2 separate regions of the Homo sapiens genome follow, and region 1 is linked to region 2. The links are chromatin contacts, found by Hi-C or POLR2A ChIA-PET in ENCODE. All regions are on one chromosome and are shown on one strand. Each heading gives the region's core, a stretch centred on a gene start or an enhancer-like site at or near the end of the contact. The rest is flanking DNA. Distances are from core to core; before and after follow the strand shown. Region 1 overlaps SHROOM3 (shroom family member 3). Region 2 overlaps SHROOM3 (shroom family member 3).

Region 1 (3,378 bases), core at 456-2,955, 160 kb after region 2:
GTACATCCTGGGCAACATAGGACATAGGAAGACCCTGTCTCAAAAAAAAAAAAAAAAGAAGAAGAAGAAGAAGAAGGAAAGAAAGAAAGACTAAGTTGACTGAGTTCTAAACAAGAAGTAATTGGATTTATCTTGAATTAGAAAGATATAGTTTTCTATTACCAAGTAGAAATTGGGGATAATAAGTTAATCTAATTCAATTATAGAGAAATAAAATTACTTCTTGGCTCACTTGACAAATGTGATTGTAAAAATTTATTCCTGCAACATGTTTCAGTGTAAATTAATTCACTGTTACTATTTCCATTTTATCTCAAGTTTCAGAATGAGAGGCTTGATGCTCTCTTAAAGGATTTTAATCATCAGTGCAGAAATTAGAATAACTTTTTAAGAAGATGTAGTAGTAGGCATTGCAGTTGTTGCCCCAATATCCATTCACCCTCCCTTGTGAAGAACCTTGGCGTCTAAATCAACAGGGCCCTTCCACCACCAGCTGTGGGGATTGGTTCAGGAAAGCCAAGCCCCAGCCAATCTGCACGTGACATTTCTCTGGCCAGCAGGGCTGGTCATGGGCGATCCATCCAGTATTAAGAACAAGTCTCCACGAGTTGTGAAAAGGACTTGCCTGTTTTTGGAAACAAACCCTGAAGCATGGAGCCAGCCTTCCTTTGAAATGGACACCATAAAAGGTAAAGAAAAAATGACAAGTTACTAAATCAAACCAACACCGAAACCACTACTTCTAAATTTTGCAGTGCTTAATTAATCAATCTCTTTTTTTGTTTTACCCAGTTGGAGTTAGTTTTCTGTTACATGCAACAAAAAGCACTCCTGAAACGTTACAGGCTGGAGTGCAGTGGCACGATCTCGGCTTACTGCAACCTCTACCTCCCGGGTTCAAGCAATTCTCCCACCTCAGCCTCCCGAGTAGCTGGGATTACAGGCATGCGCCACTATGCCAAACTAATTTTTGTATTTTTAGTAGAGACGGGGTTTCACCATGTTGGCCAGGCTGGTCTCAAACTCCTGACCTCAGGCAATCCGGCCGCCTTGGCCTCTCAAAGTGCTGGGATTACAGGCATGAGCCACCGCGCCCAGCCTGATGCCTTTTTCTAGAAGGTTATTCACTGAGGAAGAACCAATAAATAAATAAAAGCAAATTTTATGAAGGGAAAAACCACAGAGTACCCCTTATTTTCCATATTTCATATTTATCTTCCCTCCAACCTGTGGTGTCACTCTTCTAGTGACCTCTACATAATGGATCTTTTTTCCTTCCCTGCCTGCCCCCTTCTTTCTTCCTTCAGACAGGAGAAGGAGAAAGGGAGAGTGTGAAAGAAAGAAAGAAAGTAGGCAAGCATCAGCAACAGCTCTCTGCCTCCGATCGGGTGGCTGGAACATTCCTTATTAGCTCTTATATAAAACTAAGAATGTATGCTACCATTGTTCAGGGATATTGGGTGACTCCGTGAGAACAATCCATTCCACAAATTCCACTGAAAACTCATGACCAGGTGATGCAAGCAGTGAAACACAATGCAAGTGGATTGTTTGATCTGTCATAGACATCAGGGCTGGCAGCTAAACAATTATTATATTTCACTCATCCAGGCTCTCTCTCTTGCATACCACTCCTAGGCTCTTCTGGTAAGCTCCCAGACCAGAGTTTAGAACAAGCCAGTGGACAGGACACTTATCAAAGTGCAAACATTTACTTGACAATGTGGCAGTTAAAAATAACCTGCCAGAGACTCTCAGTACGTTAGGGAAGGCTATGTCCCATGTGGTGTACAGTGTACCCAAGACTTCCTCCTGTAGACGTTCTCTTCCACATTCTTTTATTTCCTTCCTATGCCTGCAAATTAATGATGTTCAAAGGGGACCCACTGTCTTTAGGGAGTCACATTTTCAAGTTCCTACTCTTTCCCATTTACTCTTTGCCTTTTGGGTTAGGAGACAAATTACAAACTGGCTGGCGCACAGGGGAACAAGTACAAAGGAACACACTGACATTTATTTTTTATTTTTTTCTTTTGAGATGGAGTCTCATTCTGTTGCCCAGGCTGGAGTGCAGTGCACGATCTCAGCTCATGGCAACCTCTGCCTGCCAGGTTCAAGCAATTCTCCTGCCTCAGCCTCCCGAGTAGCTGGGATTACAGGCACCTGCCACCACGCCCAGCTAATTTTTGTATTTTTAGTAGAGATGGGGTTTCACCATCTTGGCCAGGCTGGTCTTGAATCTTGACCTCAGGTGATCCACCTGCCTTGGCCTCCCAAAACGCTGGGATTACAGGCATGAGCCACCGCACCTGGCCGACATTTATTTTTATATCACAGGGCATGTGGATCCAGAAAAAGAGGTATAATTCCCAAAGCTTGGTTTCAACTCTTGGTTTCAGCTTAGTGGTGCAATAGCAAAGTATGAGGTCAGGAGCAACTCTAGAAGCTAAAGTTCAAGCTTCTCTGGAGATTCTAGCTCAGGGGTAAAGTTCAGGTAATGGCTGGGAAAGAGATGAGGATGTAGCAGTGTTTTTTGAATGTGACATGTGGGGAAAATGCCCGTGCTGAATAACAGAGGATTGGATCCTGCATCCATGCTGAGGCAATGATGGGTTTAGAGTTAACACCCTGCTACTGAGAGCTGAATTAAAATATATTCTGTACTTGGAAGAATGATTTTTAAAAGCCTCTAAGAATGTTACTAAAAGGCTTTAAAAATCTTTGCATTAAGAAAAAAACAATCTAATTTGAAAATGGGCAAAAACATGAGGAGACATCCAACTGCAGAGGTTACATCATGGTAAATAAGTGCATGAAATGATGTTCAGCATCACTAGCCATTAGGGCAATGCATGTTAACACCACATTGAGATGTCATTACATACCTGTTAGAATCACTAAGATTAAAAGAAATAGTAATAATACTGATATGGTTTGGCTGTGTCCCCACCCAAAATCTCATTTTGAATTGTAATCCCCATAATCCCCATGTGTCAAGGGTGGGACCAGGTGGAGATAATTAGATCATGGGGGTGGTTTCCCCCATGATGTTCTCATGACAGTGAGTGAGTCTCACGAGATCTGATGGTTTTATAAGTGTCTGGCATTTCCCTTGCTTGCACTCACTCTGTCCTGTCACCCTGTGAAGAAGGTGCCTGCTTCTCCTTTGCCTTCCACCATGACTGTAAGTTTCCTGAGGCCTCCCCAGCAATTTGGAACTGTGAGTCAATTAAACCTCTTTCCTTTATAAATTACCCAGTCTTGGGCAGTTCTTTAGAGCAGCATAAGAACAGACTAATACAAATACCAAATGCTAGCAAGATATGGAGAAACTTGATCTCTCATACATTGCTGGTGGGAATGTAAAATGTTATAGAC
Region 2 (3,260 bases), core at 9-2,508:
CTCTGGCAGCCTCTGTGCTAGGACTTCCTGTTGCACCCCCCGATATCACAGCAATCTCTCCATGGAGATGACCCGCATGCAGGGCACCCATTTGCTCCCAGTGCAGAAGCTCCCGTGCACACAGTGCGCCACAACAACACTACTATTTAAAGGGAGAGGGGAAAAAGGTAATGCCAAAATACATCCTAGAGGAAGAGAAATACATCCCACCCCCAGAGAGTGCTCCAGGTGTTGAAATTTTGTAACCACTCCCCTCCCCCACCAGCAAAAGTTTTATTCCTCTGGCAATTCGGAGTAAAGCGAGCGTCAGGTAGAATTTCATTTTCATGATTTAAGTGTTGCTGCAGCACAAGGAACACACTATTTAAGTAACTGTCTTAAGATCTGGAGCAAGTGGGGGTTGGGGGTAGGCGTGCCCCTCAACGCACTTCAGGAGCCTTTCCTACAGAAACAAATCCAGTAAAATTAAGAAAGGCAAGGAGTTCTCAACTCAGCAGGGGCCCTGGTGGGAAGCAATTTATCAAAATTAAAATATTTCACAGATCATTTCTTCCGAAAAGTTTTCATGCTGTCAATAATCAACAATTATTTTCCTCTTGGAGTGGCAGCTACTGCCTCTCTGATAAAAAGCCAAGGCCTAGGAGTGTCAGGAGACCCTCGGAGCACGCCACCTGCCCCCATCAGCCGGGGTGCTGGCCGTGAAAGCCCCTGGGAGCCATCCTCCAGACAGGGCTTTCCAGAGTCGCCGCAGAGCCCGAAATAGACGCGCTCCAGAAAGCAGCCGGCCGGCCCCCGCCTCCCTCTCCGTGCCCAGCCGCCCTCCTCACTCACCATCGCCGCTCGCCTCGCGGCCGCCGCCCCCGGGCTGCTCGGGGCTCCAGGCCGACGCCAAGTTCAAACTTCGCCGCCGCTCCGAGGAGGCGGCGCGCGGCATCGCCGGCGGGGCCCAACGCGCTCAACAATGGGCGGCCCAGCAGCGCCCTGCGCCACCGCGCCACCGCGCCGCGGCTACAGCTGCACGGTGGGCCGGGGCAGCGCGGCTGGAGGACGCTGATCCCGCGCGGCGCGCCGAGGGTGCGGGGCGCTCGCCCACCTCTCGTCCCGCCCGGGCCCGCTCAGTCCACCCCGCGCCCGCCGCACCCGAGGGGCCGCGCTGGCTCGGCGCTGGCTCGGCGCTCGCTCGCCACCAGGTAATCCCACAGGAAGCCTCCCGGATTGGCCCGGGAGCTCAGGACCGGATTTGCATTTCAATGGCAAAGAAGGCTCCCTAAGGTTTGAAAACGGATTCTGGGGTGGAAGCGTCGCGCTCCACTCGCCCCTCCGCGGTCCTTGGGTCCTTACGGTATTAAGGGGACCGGACCGAAGCACACACCCTCAGTCCCTCTGCCCATTCAATCAGAAAGGTGCCTTAATTAACCTCCCCCCGTTGTAAAATGCAGAGGAATCCAAAAGCAAAATATCAACTTTAAGAAGCCCGCGCTCGCTTTTCAGAGGCTATACAGTTAGTAATTGATCAAATGAAGCATGAATGAAGCAAGGTAAAAAGTTCACAGCTAAAAAAAAAAAAAAAAAGCTCGCATTACAAGGAAAATAACCATCCTTTTTCTCAGCATGCCCTCTTCTCAGTGTAAGTCACAGCAGAGATGCAGGTGGTGGTGAATGCCGCTGAAGCCTTCCTTCCGGGCCTGTTTTTGTTTCCATAAGCATCGTCTCTGATTAGACAAGAGACGTGATTCTTTCGGTCGTCATGACTGTAATTTCGAGAGATTTTGGATTCAGCTTTGCAAACTTTGGAATTTTAGAAAATATATCCATTTGCATTTGTTTTGCATTTATGATATAGGCGTCCAGTTAATATTCTAAAGGAAGGGATGGTGCTAGTTTAAGTTTCATCTTTCTTCAAAGGTTCTTCCAGCCTCTTTCAACGGAGGTAGGAATTTTTTCCCCTCAGAGTCCTCTCTTAATTGCTCTCACGTGTCACCTCCAGAGATGAAAGTAACAGTAAGGTTTGAAATTGGCTTTATTCTCATTCAAGCAGAATCCCTGTTGTTAAATGTCCAGGTTCTATATTTAAGGTAATAAATATGCATATAGACACAGAGAAGACCTCACTAGGTAGGAAATAGAAACCTCCCTTACCAAACAGCTGATACCACATTTACCTTTACTTGTCTGTGCTCTTATATCCTGACAGAATGCAGGAGCATTAGCAGCCATGGCAACCACTGAATAAACCTCTTTACTGAAACCTTCATGGACAGGCTCCTCCCTGCCATAAAGTATTATCCTCCTTAAAATTGTATTTTGTTTTACCTATGGTATCACAAGCAGGTATCAACACATACACAGCTGTCACACAGTCATGGGGTAACCACAAACATTGTTGCTAGGCATTGGAAGCAGAGAGGTTAATATGGTTTGTTCTGTGTCCTCGTGTCCTGTGGCAATCTTGTTTGGGGGAGAGGGAGGTGATGTCCAGAACTTAAGCTTTGAAGAAGTGGTCAGCCCTTGCAGTTTATAACGCACATTGCCGCTGCCATTGCGCGTGGGGGGGAGTAAGAAGTATTAGCTGGAGAACACAGCCAGGAGCTCTGTGGGCAGAACAGATAAGGCCTCCTCTCCTGCTGCTGCTTTATCTTGTTTTCTAAGTGCTCTGGGTCAGGTGAAATCTCATAAGGGTGGAACAGATCCCTCTACTTCTGTGTGAAACATCACTGTAAATTGGTGATTAAAAACACAGTTTGGGTCCAAATCTCACCTCCCACACAGCATGGATGTTACACCAGTGAAATTCATCACTATGACCAGAGGTCCCTGGGCTTCCTTTGTAACATAGATTCTGGAAAAACACTTTTAACTTGTATCTGCAATGTAGAGGCATCATCCGATATTTTTAGATGGAAGCAAACAACTTGTCTCATGGGATCAAAAGTAAGACATGAAGAAATTTCAGCAACAATACAAAATTATGCTAATGTCTCTCTGCATGAGCTGGGGGTTAGTTTGCTCAACTGGTACCTCCGTTCTCCTTGTCTGTCCCTTCCTCCACAAGACGAAAGAATGACCTGAAATAGTTACACATATCAAGTGTGTGTATGTGTAAACTCCCAGCCACTATTAAAGATGTTCTCTGTAAAATCACACTGCCCTTTAGTTCCTGTCTTAAGACTGCTTTCAGAAATAATGCATCACATTAGAATCGAAAGCATTTTACTTTTTATTAAAATCAAATATATTAATGAAGAAATAAAGCTTTAAAA

Evidence for each region. A loop is a pair of places that touch in the nucleus more often than their neighbours do. ChIA-PET counts read pairs that join two places held with the same protein, here RNA polymerase II (POLR2A). Pooled maps may share reads with other maps.
Region 1: a pooled map shows a loop between it and region 2 (2.5-fold over the local background). The contact joins two enhancer-like sites. A Hi-C loop is called at or near these places in 3 of 168 maps with a recorded cell type or tissue (IMR-90, chondrocyte and mammary epithelial cell) and 8 of 50 pooled maps. POLR2A ChIA-PET finds 5 or more read pairs at or near these places in 2 of 52 experiments (PC-3 and WTC11).

Annotation. Positions count from the first base shown.
Region 1 is chr4:76,525,023-76,528,400 of GRCh38, reverse strand. The region is part of intron 1 of SHROOM3 (shroom family member 3); the gene reads right to left. Among named protein-coding and RNA genes, the nearest start is that of MIR4450, 47 kb to the left of the region's middle. Within about 2 kb of position 1,705, at least 6 of the 41 ENCODE cell types and tissues checked have a DNase peak (open chromatin) inside an H3K27ac peak, as active enhancers do.
Region 2 is chr4:76,687,274-76,690,533 of GRCh38, reverse strand. All of the region lies in intron 2 of SHROOM3 (shroom family member 3), which reads right to left. Among named protein-coding and RNA genes, the nearest start is that of MIR548AH, 110 kb to the right of the region's middle. RefSeq lists a silencer at 858-1,037 and an enhancer at 951-1,473. Within about 2 kb of position 1,258, at least 21 of the 41 ENCODE cell types and tissues checked have a DNase peak (open chromatin) inside an H3K27ac peak, as active enhancers do.